2 separate regions of the Homo sapiens genome follow, and region 1 is linked to region 2. The links are chromatin contacts, found by Hi-C in ENCODE. All regions are on one chromosome and are shown on one strand. The core of a region is the stretch at or near the end of the contact, and the rest is flanking DNA. Distances in the headings are between cores, read along the strand shown. Region 1 overlaps ZZEF1 (zinc finger ZZ-type and EF-hand domain containing 1). Region 2 holds the start of TRPV3 (transient receptor potential cation channel subfamily V member 3).

Region 1 (6,380 bases), core at 3,017-5,516, 520 kb after region 2:
ATGAAGGTAGAGAGAGACTCTCCCTCCGTGTGGGTCCTGCTAGGCGGCAGGGAAGCAGGGTAAATACAGAGATGGCATCCCTAAGAGACATGAGGAAAAGAGATGGTGAGGAGAAGGTTATCAGCAAAGGAAGCCTAGTGGGGTGATGCTACGAAGGCGCTGCAAGCTAGCTAAAGGTAATAGTTAATACCTACAGCTTCCTCCTTGGTTATTACTACATTCAAGAACTTAAACATCTGTGGTTTTAATTGGAATTTCTTAGAATGTTAGAGCGAATCACCCTTAAACCAATTTTACAGATAAAGAAACTGAGGTGCAGAAAGGTCGTCTGATTAACCTGAAGCTGCACAACTTTTGAGTTTTTGCACTGGGACCAGGACCCAAGTTAAGGTTTCTTTCCATTAAATTTCTCAGCAGTTTTCCATGAGAATTCTGGATAAAGATAATTTACCTGCTAATTTTGCAACTCAAGGTTAGGTGCCACACATTATAATCTGCTAACCATAAAGTGGCCATGAATCTTTTAATAGGCAAAGTAGAACCAACAAGATGATGTTTACAGTTATAGAAATGTGTTTATATTTTAAAATATTTTAAATGTTCACTTAAGATAGGCTTTCTTAAAACTTAGCAATTAGCCTTCAGATCAAAAATATTCCCTGTAATAAAGTTACCATATTTTTGCAGCTTCTCATATAAATCTGGAGTGCGATACACCAGAGCAGCAAAGGTGGCGTTCACAGCTTGATCAATAGTGGAACCAGCAACTATATCTGTCTTTGGGGCCTGTTTTCTACATGCCTGTATGAATCCTTTGAAAAGTTCTGAATATGGCCCACAGAAGTTCTGAGCAGGCTCTGACTGGGCAAAATCAAGAAGAAAATGGCGGCAGGGGTCGTCAGGAATGTTCTTAACCTGGAAACAAAAAATAAACCCATCACATTTAACACATTCATTCAAAAAATAAAATTTATTGAGCAAACTATTAGGCCAAAGCAGAAGTATAAAACACAGTGAACACTCTCCGGAAGTTTAAATCTATTTTAGGAAGACCAGACAGAGATATGAGTTAAAAAAAGATAAACATAAATAAAACATTAAAAGCATTAGAACTAGCATTCCCGTAAAGCAAAAGATTATCAAGTGCCAAATGCCTAGAAGGGATACCCAGTGCTGAGAATTCAAAGGAGAGAGATCCTGGTAGGTTAAAGTAATTAAGAAAAGCCTCCTGGAGGATATGGGCTTTGGCCTGGACCCTGAAGGATTGGCAGATTTGGCTCTGAGGAACATAACCATTAGCAGAGGTTACGAGTCAGTGGGGAGACTGACCTGGCCTGAAGTCTCAGCTGGGGAGTGATGGGAACTAGAGTCAGATAGGTAAGGTGAAAGGAGACTGCAGAGAGCCTTGACTGTCACATTGAGGAGTTAGACTTCACCCTGTGGGCAATGGGGAGCCATTAATGGTGCTTGGCAGTGGAATGACAAGATAATGCAGTGATTATAAAAAAAACTTGGTAGGTACGAATGTCATAAGGCAGGTGCAAATGAGGGCCCGGATAAAGATGCAGACAGAGGAAAGGACAGAGATGAACATCATGAGGAAGAATCCACAGGACCTGCAAGCTGACTGGACAGGAATGGGGAGACAGGTGAGGACAGGGGATGCTAGGGAGCAGTGGCTTCAGGCCTGGGGAACACTGACCACCACAGAAGTGACCGGTCTTTGGTTTTACACTTCTGAGTTAAGGGGAGTCAGGACATTTAAATGGAAATGCCTCACAGGAAGATGGAAACAGGTACTTGGAGCGGGGAGAAAACCAGACCTGGAGACTGATATTAGGAATTAGGGCCACAATGTTTGACAGGAGAAGAAAGTGGAGAGGATGAAGTCTTGGTGGGCTGTGGGGAAGGGAAGAAAGCCTGAATAAAGCCTACCCTTTAGGGAAGGAGGAATATGAAAAGTCAATGAAGGAGGCAAGTGGGCAGTCAGATGTAAGAGAAGACAGCGGACTAGCATGGATCCAAAGAAGAGAGGGTCTGAAGGAGCCAAATTTAACAGAGGCAAGGAGAACAGAAGCTGAGGAAGAGCCACTGGATTTGGCAATTAACTACTGAATAACGTGGGGCAGGGCAGGGAGGGGAAGGAAGAAAAGTAGAATACAGAAATAGAGGGAAGGAGAGGTGAAAAATAAAGACAGGGCAAACTTTTTAGTTTTTAAAATCTTATACACCTAAATCATGTGCTGTAATTCTAAGGAGAACAAAAGGTATAGCACAAATCATTGCTCTAAAGCTTGACTCAGTAGGCACTAGAAGTACACTCAATTGTTTGCCTGATAACTCCATCAACAGAGATTTACTGAGCACCTCCTACATTTCACCCAAGTCACGCATTCAGTATTTCTGAACACCTATTGCGCACTGGCCCCTGTGGGACACGGTGGCGTTAACAAGTTAACAAGGTATAGTTTCTGGCCTCAAGGAGCTAACTGCTTAATACGGGTAGTAAGATAGAAACACAAGTGTTTATAACTTAAAGTAATAAATACTTGCAGGCAGTTTCCAGTCTAAATAGAAAGAAAACGGAAGAGTAAATACCTCCTTACTATTCCGGTGTGGGTGAGTGGGCCAGCTTGCTTCTAATTCCAACTCTGGACAAACCTGATGCCTGAAGACAGGTTTCCACAGTGGGGAGCTTAGGACTAATGCCATTTTTGCCTGAGGTACTACCATGTTACTTCCTAACTCTAGAAAGAGAAGAAGACATATGACAGTTCTATTTTTGCCTTAATATATTGAGAATCTTTGAAATGAGAAAGAAAAGGTTAAAAAAAACCATGGATACTATTAAAACTTAGAGAAAGTTTACCCACATACCAGAATGTAATTGTGATACTTTGTAAACACATACCACAGATTAAGCTAAACCACCAAGTCCTGAAATACTGCTGCTCTGTGGAACAACTTCAGTTACAAGGTACCTTGGAAATGACTAATCTGTTTATAGTAAGCTGAAAATAGGATATGAACCATTTCTGGCATATAACACGAGGCCATTCAGGAACATTTAATTATGGAAAAACATTCACAATTTGTAAACTTAATTCTGTAGCAAATAATAAATATCCAGCATAGATGTGTTTAGAATAGGCAAAGAGAAAAGAATAGGTGGAAATAAAAATGCTAATAGCTATTTCTTTCTTTCTTGGAGAAATATTAAAAAAATCAGTTACTTCTGAGTGTTAGGATTAAGGATGATTCTATTTTCCTTTGTTTTTTTCCACTATGTAATTTTTCTATATTTTACTTCTAAAACTGGAAAAACTCAAGAAATGATCAAGAAATAAAATACAGTAGAAAGTTTTATTCTGTAATTCTTGTTCCCTGGAAGAATTAAATAAACAATTATACTGAACACATCTTTTTCCTTTTGTTTTAAGAGACAAGAGTCTCTCTCTGTTACCCAGACTGGAGTGCAGCAGTATGATCACAGCTCACTGCATGCAGCCTCTAACTCCTGGGCTCAAGTGATCCTCCTGCCTCAGCCTCCCAAGTAGCTGAGACAAAAGGCATATGCCACCACACCTGGCTAATTTTTACATTTTTTTTGGTAAAGATAGGGATCTCACTATGCTGCCCAGGCTGGTTTCAAACTCCTGGGATCAAGAAATCCTCCCACCTTGGCCTCCTAAAGTGCTGGGATTACCAGCATGAGCCACCTTGCTCAGCCCTGAATGAATCACTTTAAAACAAAATCCATAGTCACATATCTACATATATTTACATAAATATTCACATATTTAAAGGATATGCAATCAACTTATTCTATACTCCTGCCTTTTGGTTGGACTATACCTACACCTACTTGCAAAAAAATGACAATGTTGCCAAAAAAAAAAGCTGTTATCCTCCATAGACAGAGAACCCATGGCAGCCTTCCTGCTATGTTCCAAAGTCTAAGGCAAAAAGCTTCGTGACAATGGTATTGAGTGGACACTTTATTCTTTCGGTTTAAAGGAAACTGAAAAGGCGTATTATTAACCCCCTGCCATTACGTGGAAACGACCTACAAGAGGGCAAGCGCGCATCTTGCACTTCACCGTGGTTGTAAGAAGGGAAAGCACAGGGATGTGCACTTACGGCGCACAGACTTGAGCGCCATGCACTGGGAAGCCAGGCGTCCCATCAGCCGGGAGACGAGGAGCTGTAAATCCAGCCCCCAAGACACGGCAACATCGGGCAGCCCACAGGCAGTGACAGTGAATTTGTAGCCCCATTCGTTGTGACTGCTGTCAGAGTGAAAGAGGAACTGCAACCGAGGACCGGCCTTGAAGGTCACTTTCTAGAGACAAACAGAAATCATGTGGTCAGACAGATTAGAGGAGGAGTGCTTCAGAAATCAGCATGCTCTTCATGACGAGAAACATCTCAGTTTAAAATTGATCTCTATTTCCACATGTCCAAAATGACTAACGGAGAAATGTACAAAGGGGTGACGGAAACAGACCATTCACAGCCACACCCCATGAAGAAGGAGAGTTGGCAGAATACTGCTGCTCAGCTTTCTACACCTGGGGTGACCATCTGTCCACTACCGACTCAGCCAGTGGTCACATTTCCATGCCTCTGCTCCTGCCAAGACCACTGACCATGGAGAGAAGGTCAACAGTCTGAGGCAGTACTAAACCTCCAGCCCAAGAGCTCAAGCAGCTCTAACTGTGAGGCAGACTCTTGGCTTCCATCACATGGTCTGGGCCATCCTCCTAGACCCACCAGCACTTCTTGCTAAGGATGAAGGCTCTTCATTTACTCTAGACAACGCTGTCTGCTGCAACTACTCAACTCTGCCACTGCAGTGCCAAAGCAGCTATAAATGATAAACAGGCATGGCTGTGTTCCAAAAAAATTTGTTTACAAAACAGGTGACAGACTATAGCTGGTCAAACTCTGATATAAATCCTTCCTTTCACAAACGTGTAACATAAATGCCTCCCTTCAAAGACCTTACCTCTACTGCCCCCTGAAGGCTGACAAAAGGAAAAGCATTGGTGCAGAAGTAGGTACCTCTTTCTGGGACTATCACTCACCTTGGGCCATTTATCAGTGCCAACTTTTGTGTCATAGCGTGTTTTCCGACCTCTAGCGTCGGTAAATTCCAGATAATCATACCTGTGAAGGCATAACCTCTATTAGCTTCCTTCTCTCATTGCTGACCTATTAGCGCTTGGGGGTGAAAGAATATAGAAGTCTTACCTTTTTTCAGTTTCACACCTGTCATCGAATTCCACTTCAAAATAGGTTGCCCCTGGGCTAACAAAGACGGATACCTCATGGCAATTATTTTCATAGTTGTGGGCAGATTCCTTCGTCCACGTATGTAACACCACAGGCTGTTCCTGTTGCCAGGTCTCAACATCCAGCTATGATAACAAATGAGCCAGGGGAAAGAAAGGTTCTATCACTAGACACCTAGCCACATGCAGCAGACTGTTTCTCTATCAGTGCTCCAGGCAGATGGCCTTGACAGCCCTGCACAAACCAGCAGGCAGGCTCGAAGACAAACCTGACATTCCCATCTTCACACAGATCAACACACGTCCACCACGCAGCCGAGGAGATGTGCTTTTATTACACACAAAAACTCCATGACCAGCTTGTACCTTTTCGCTATGACAGAACTACTTACAAATCATTACCAGTGTGAATTCCCAGTGGAAAAAGTACTGAATGAGGAGTTTAAAGACCTCACATTCCTACCTGGGACACTGGCAAATCTGGATCTACTCTCCCTTCCTCTCCTACCCTTTTCTTTTGAGCGGGGGGTTGGGGGGGGGCCTTTGGTTTTTTACCTGTTAAATATAAATGCCTTTTCTACTGCCACAGAGTTGTGCTCTGTGGCACACAAAAGACACACAAGAAGAAGCTCACACAAGACAGTGATTAAACGTTATGTATGTATAATTAAGTAAGGGAGAAATTTCTTCTAAAGACAAAATGTAATTTGCCTTTCAACATACATTTTCTCTTCTAGACTTCAATTTTGTCACTCACTTACATGGTTTTTATATAACTTCATCAACTATAAAATGATGAGATTCATCTCTACAGCTTTTTCTGCGTCTCCTTTCTTTTTTTTTTTTGAGACGGAGTCTCGCTCTGTGGCCCAGGCGGGAGTGCAGTGGCGCAATCTCGGCTCACTGCAAGCTCCGCCTCCCGGGTTCACGCCATTCTCCTGCCTCAGCCTCCCGAGTAGCTGGGACTACAGGCGCCCACCATCACGCCCGGCTAATTTTTTTTGTATTTTTAGTAGAGACGGGGTTTCACCGTGTTAGCCAGGATGGTCTCGATCTCCTGACCTCGTGATCCGCCCGCCTCGGCCT
Region 2 (5,738 bases), core at 1-2,500:
GGCCACTGGTGATCCTACCCCAATAGGAAAGCTTCCTGGAGGAAGTTTCCGGAGCCAGGTGTCATCAGGCTGGAGAGAGTCCCCCGCCCTCCAACTCAAAGGGAGCAGGCTCAGGATGGAGGAGGCATCGGCGAGGGAGAGCTTTGGCCCTGGAGCGTAGGCAACCTTGAGGCCAGGCAGGTGGAGTAGCCCACAGAGAGGGACTCCTGGGCACCCGGCCCTCCCGTGTCCAGTCACGGCCTGATGAGGATGGGCAGCCTCTATGGCTTTCCCCATCCCCACGTGGCCTTTGGTGGACTAAAAGGCTGGGATGCACCGAGCGTGAAGGAGACAGAAGAAGGGCACGTCTCTTGCCCCTCCCAGGGCCTCTGGTTTCCTTTCTGAGAAGTGGGCTGAATGGTCCCCAAGGACTCTGTGGCCCTGAGAGCTGGTTGCTCTCTCTCTTCTCTGGGCCCGAGAATGTGGCCTGCCCTGGGCCTCTGGGGCAGGAGAGGCTCAGGGAACTCTGGACTAGGGCCGCAGCAGCTATCATTAGCTCCCTGAGTCACCCCGTAAACCCCACGTTCTCACCTGCTGGACTCTCTTGTTGCCCTGGCCCTCCCTCTCTCTCCCAATCCCTGACACTGATTGAAATGGCCTTTCCCGGGCGACAGACCAGGCCGCGGAGCCACAGCTGCTGACTCAGCACCTGTGAGATGCCTGGGCCCCGTCTGTCTCCCACGGTGGGGCCACCTCCTCCCATCCTGAACTCCCATCACAATCCTGCCCCAGAAAGCCACCTCCCTGGGTCAGCCTCGGGAGGCAGGAGCCTCTCCTCTGCCCCCAGCAGTGGTGAGATTGAGATGTCCCTCCCCAGGATTCCCAAACCTCAGGGGAATGTTCCTGAGTCTGTAAGGACCTATATTCTCACACATCCCTACAGCCAAGAGTGCAGCCAAGAGTGCCTCCCTACAGCCAAGAGTGGGCCCCTGGCTGGGGCCCAAGCTCCTTCCAACCCTCCTCCCAAGGCCTATTGGCCAAGGGCAGACATGGCCCAGAGGACCTCTGAGGGCCACGCTCTGGGCTCCCCAGGGGCCTTGGAGATCACCAGCTGCCTTGTGCACAGAAGACTCACCTGGTGAGGTTCTGGGTGGTCGTGGCAACCCTTGCCCTGAGATCACCGCATGTCTGGGGCCCAAGGCCCCCGGGTGGGACTGTGGCTGAGGCGGCGGGAAGCTCTCATTGCAGGCAGAGGGATGGCTGGAATGAGGCGTCAGAGGCAGAACTGGCTGAGCCACCTGCCCTCGGCGCCAGGCAGGCCACGCCCACCAGCCACAGCTGCAGCACCCGCCCACCCACGTGGCCCGTGTGAGTCACCCCCACACCCACACAGCAGCCTCATCCCCACCGGAGAAAAGGCAGGGGAGGCCGCAGGTGCCAAGATCGAAGTTGTGGGTCCAACTCCTCCCTCTCTGGCATTCCATGCTGGGCAGGGACTGCCCATCTCAGGCCTATTTTTCCAACTAGGAAATGGGAATGATAACATCTACTTTCCAAGGGAGCCGTGAAGAGCCAAAGAGATCACAGAGGTGGGAGGGCCTAGTGAAGAGTCAAGCGCTCTGCTCTGTCCCCTGGGAGGGAAGACCGCAGCCCAGGCCTAGCCTGGTTGACCTCAGGGTGGCCAGCCCCAAGACTCGGCACTTGTTCTCAAAAGTCGGTTCCTGGGATCAGGTCTCTCGGGGACGGAAGTCCCCATTTAATGCTGTCCACCAGCAGTCACGCATCATGGCCCTTAGTGTCAGCCTCACCCCTTCCTGGCTGAATGACCTTAGCAGGTCATTTCTCCGAGCCTCAGTCTCCTCATCTGTGAAACGTGCTTCATAAACCCACTTTGCAAGGTTATCGTGGGGCTTCAACAAGTACAAGTAGAAAGGGCCAGAACAAGGCCCAGGGCACGGCAAGAACTCAATAAACAATGTCAGCTCTTAGCTATGATTGCTTTTGTCATCTCAATGTATTCTCCCAGCAACTGCCCAGGTTGCCCTTCTCCAAGGCCAGGGCGTCATAGAAGGAATCGGTGCCCTCTCTCCTGGCCCAGGCTGCAGCTGTGAAGTGGGTGGAGTGAGTCAGGATGGCCGTGTGTGTCTCGCGTCACTCAGGAACTGCACACCTGCTCCCCGGGGCGAGATGTGGACAAGACACAGCTGGGACAGAGCAGGAAGTCTCTGCTGACGCGGCCGCAGCTGGCGCCTGATGGGCAGGGAAATCCCCAGCTGTGAGCCTCTCAATCCCTCATCATCACAACCTGCCTGGCCTGGGGAGGAGGCAGGAGGCAGGTGAGGCTTCTAGGCCACGGGAGAGCAGGACCTATGGCCGGTAAGGGGCAGACCAGACTTGAGGGTGTGGGTGAAGCAGGAGACCGCTTCTGCCGTTGAAGTCAGGGGGTCCTGAAGTTCCCACTCACAATCTGAAATCTCATGACTGTGCCTGAAACTCGACCGGAAAAGCCCGATCTGGGGTTGAGCACGGCCTCCGGCCACTAGCTTACTCACCCTCTCCCGACCCAGCCCCGCGCCCTCCCTGTTTGCCTCTGGCGGCTCAGACGCCTGGGGAGGAAGCTGCTGCCAAATGTCAGTGCTTCCATTTTGCTCGTGTTCATAACTTTTCTCAGAGGGCAGGTGGGAGCTGGTGAAAAAGGCCCCTGTCTCCCACCCAGAGGTGTGCCCTGTGCCCAGCAAGGAAGAAGGGGACCCCCGCTCTGCTATGAGAGGCAGCAGGAGCCAGGTCACCCAGTGGAGTCACAGTCACTACTTAGGAAGCCCGAGCCCATCCTAATCCCACCCCAAACACACAGAAGCAGCAGCTTCAGCCCCTTAGATGGTCTATATTCAACCCCATTTAACCCAGCACATGGTGAGAGCCCACGGGAGAGGCCGTGGCAAGGGCGCAGGTGGACAACGAGGGATTCAGAACTGGAGAAGGCCGTGTCCACCCTCGTGGGCCACAGGGGACACAGGCTCAGGCAGGAACCATGACCCACCATGTGGGTCATCAGGACAAAATGGGCTGAGACCCCCAAGGCGGGAGGAAGTCCCTGTGATGGGGTGTAGGGGATGAGTTCGGGAAAGAGGGAGCATCTGCCTGGACTTGGAAGGAGGGAAGAGGCCACAACATGGTGAAACCCCGTCTCTACTAAAAATACAAAATTAGCGGGGTGAGGTGCTGCACACTGTAGTCCCAGCTATTCGGGAGGCTGAGGCAGGAGAATTGCTTGAACCTAGGAGGCAGAGGTTGCAGTGAGCCGAGACTGCACCACTGTACAGCCTGGGCAACAGAGCGAGACTCCGTTTCCAAAAAAAAAAAAAAAAAAGAAAGAAAGAAAAAAGAAAAAGAATGGAAAAGTGAAAAGGAATATGATCAGAACAAAAATATAACATGCTATAGTGTAAATGCATACAACACATTGGTCAATGCTATTAAGTTTAAATTAAACACACACACACACACAGAGAGAAACAGAAAAAAAGATAAAAGATAAAATGACCACTTCATACTCTTTAGAATGGCCCAAATCCAAAATGTTGACAGCACCAGCAAATGCTGGTGAGGACATGGAGCAACAGGAACTCTCGGCCATCACTGGTGGGAATGTAAAACGGTGCAGCCACTTTGAAAGACACTTTGGTGGTTTCTTACAAAACTAAACATACTCTTACCATTCAATCCAGCAATCACACTCTTTGGTGTTTATTCAAAGAAGCTGAAAACTTATGCCCACACAAAAATTGCCCATAGATATTTATAGCAACTTTACTTATAATTGCCAAAACTTGGAAGCAACCAAAATGTCCTTCAGTAGGTGAATGGATAAAGAGTGGTACATCCGGCCAGGCGTGGTGGCTCACGCCTGTAATCCCAGCACTTTGGGAGGCGAAGGCAGGTGGATTGCTTGAGGCCAGCAGTTCAAGACCTGGCCTGGGCAACATGACGAAACCCCATCTCTACAAAAAATACAAAAAAATTTGCTGGGCATGGTGGTGGGTGCCTGTAGTCCCAGCTACTCGGGAGGCTGAGGCAGGAGAATGGCGTGAACCTGGGAGGCGGAGCTTGCAGTGAGCCGAGGTTGTACCGCTGCACTCCAGGCTGGGCGACAGAGCAAGACTCCGTCTCAAAAAAAAAAAAAAAAAAAAAAAAAAAAAAGAGTGCTACATCCAAGAGAATGGAATGTTATCCTCCAATAAAAGAAATGAGCTCTCATGCCACGAAAAGACCTGGAGGAAACTCTAATGCATAATACTAAGTACAATAAATCAATCTGAAAAGGCTATGTATTGTATTGATGATGCCAACTACATGACATGCTGGAAAAGGCAGTAAAAGATCAGTGGCTGGCCAGGCACGGTGGCTCACATCTGTAATCCCAGTATTTGAGGAGGCCAAGGCAGGTGGATTGCTTGAGGCCAGGAGCTCAAGACCTGGCCTGGGCAACATGACGAAACCCCATCCCTACAAAAAATACAAAAATGAGCCAGGCGTGGTGGCTCTCACCTATAGTCGCAGCTACTCAGGAGGCTGAGGTGGGAGGATCTTTGAGCCCAGGAGGTCGAGGCTGCAGTGAGCCGTGATTGCACCACTGCACTTCAGCCTGGGCGACAGAGCAAAACTCCGTCTCAGAAAAAAAAAAAAAAAAAAAGGGTCAGTGTTGGCCGGGCGCGGTGGCTCACGCCTGTAATCTCAGCACGTTGGGAGGCCGAGGCGGGCGGACCGCGAGGTCAGGAGATCGAGACCATCCTGGCTAACACAGTGAAACCCCGTCTCTACTAAAAATACAAAAAATTAGCCAGGCGTGGTGGCGGGTGCCTGTAGTCCCAGCTACTCGGGAGGCTGAGGCAGGAGAATGGCATGAACCTGGGAGATGGAGCTTGCAGTGAGCCAAGATCACACCACTGCACTCCAGCCTGGGTGACAGAGCGAGACTCCGTCGCAAAAAAAAAAAAAGGTCGGTGTTGCCAGGAGCTGGAGAGAGGGACGGATTAATAGGTGGAGGATGGAGGATTTTTAGGCAATAAAATTCCTCTGTGTGATACTATAATGATAAACGCAGGTCATACATTTGTCAAAACCCATGGAATCTATAACCCCAAGAGTGACCCCAGTGGACTTTGTTTTTTGTATTTTGGTTTCTTTTTTTTTTTTTTTTGAGACGGAGTCACTCTGTCGCCCTGACTGGAGTAAAGTGACATGACCTCGGCTCACCACAACCTCTGCCTCCCGGGTTCAAGTGATTCTCCTGCCTCAGCCTCCCGAGTAGCTGGGGTGACAGACGTGCGTCACCACACCTGGCTAATTTTTGTATTTTTAGTAGAGACGGGGTTTCACCGTGTTAGCCAGGCTGGTCTCAAACTCCTGACCTCAGGTGATCCGCCCGCCTCAGCCTCCCAAAGTACTGGGATTACAGGCATGAGCTGGACTTTGGATGATAATGATGTATCAATGTCAACTCACTGATTGTAACAATGTACCACTCTGGGGCAGGATGGCAGTAGCTGGGGAGGTTGTGGGCACAGCAGGTGTATGAGAACTTCCTATATATTTTTTGTGTCAATTTTGCTGTGAACCTAAAGTTGCTCGAAAAATAAAGCTGGCCAAGCCCTGTGGCTGGCACCGCAATGCCAGTACTTTGTGGGGCCAAGGCGGGAGGACTGCTTGAGGCCAGGAGTTCAAGACCAGCCTGAGCAACATAGCAAGACCACATCTCT

The links. A loop is a pair of places that touch in the nucleus more often than their neighbours do. Pooled maps may share reads with other maps.
Region 1: a loop to region 2 is called in a map with no recorded cell type, with 13 times the contacts of the local background. The contact joins the enhancer-like site here to the promoter of TRPV3 in region 2. A Hi-C loop is called at or near these places in 2 of 37 single-sample maps with no recorded cell type and 2 of 50 pooled maps.

The regions. Positions count from the first base shown.
Region 1 is chr17:4,070,010-4,076,389 of GRCh38, forward strand. ZZEF1 (zinc finger ZZ-type and EF-hand domain containing 1) reads right to left here. Exons shown (of 55, transcript NM_015113.4): 22 at 5,254-5,420; 23 at 5,088-5,169; 24 at 4,141-4,342; 25 at 2,599-2,747; 26 at 675-915. Among named protein-coding and RNA genes, the nearest start is that of ZZEF1, 70 kb to the right of the region's middle. Within about 2 kb of position 4,267, at least 8 of the 41 ENCODE cell types and tissues checked have a DNase peak (open chromatin) inside an H3K27ac peak, as active enhancers do.
Region 2 is chr17:3,556,562-3,562,299 of GRCh38, forward strand. TRPV3 (transient receptor potential cation channel subfamily V member 3) reads right to left here and starts at 1,251. Exons shown (of 18, transcript NM_145068.4): 1 at 1,115-1,251. RefSeq lists a silencer at 210-269 and enhancers at 1,451-2,267, 1,910-1,969, 2,050-2,099, 2,130-2,359, 2,268-3,082 and 2 more.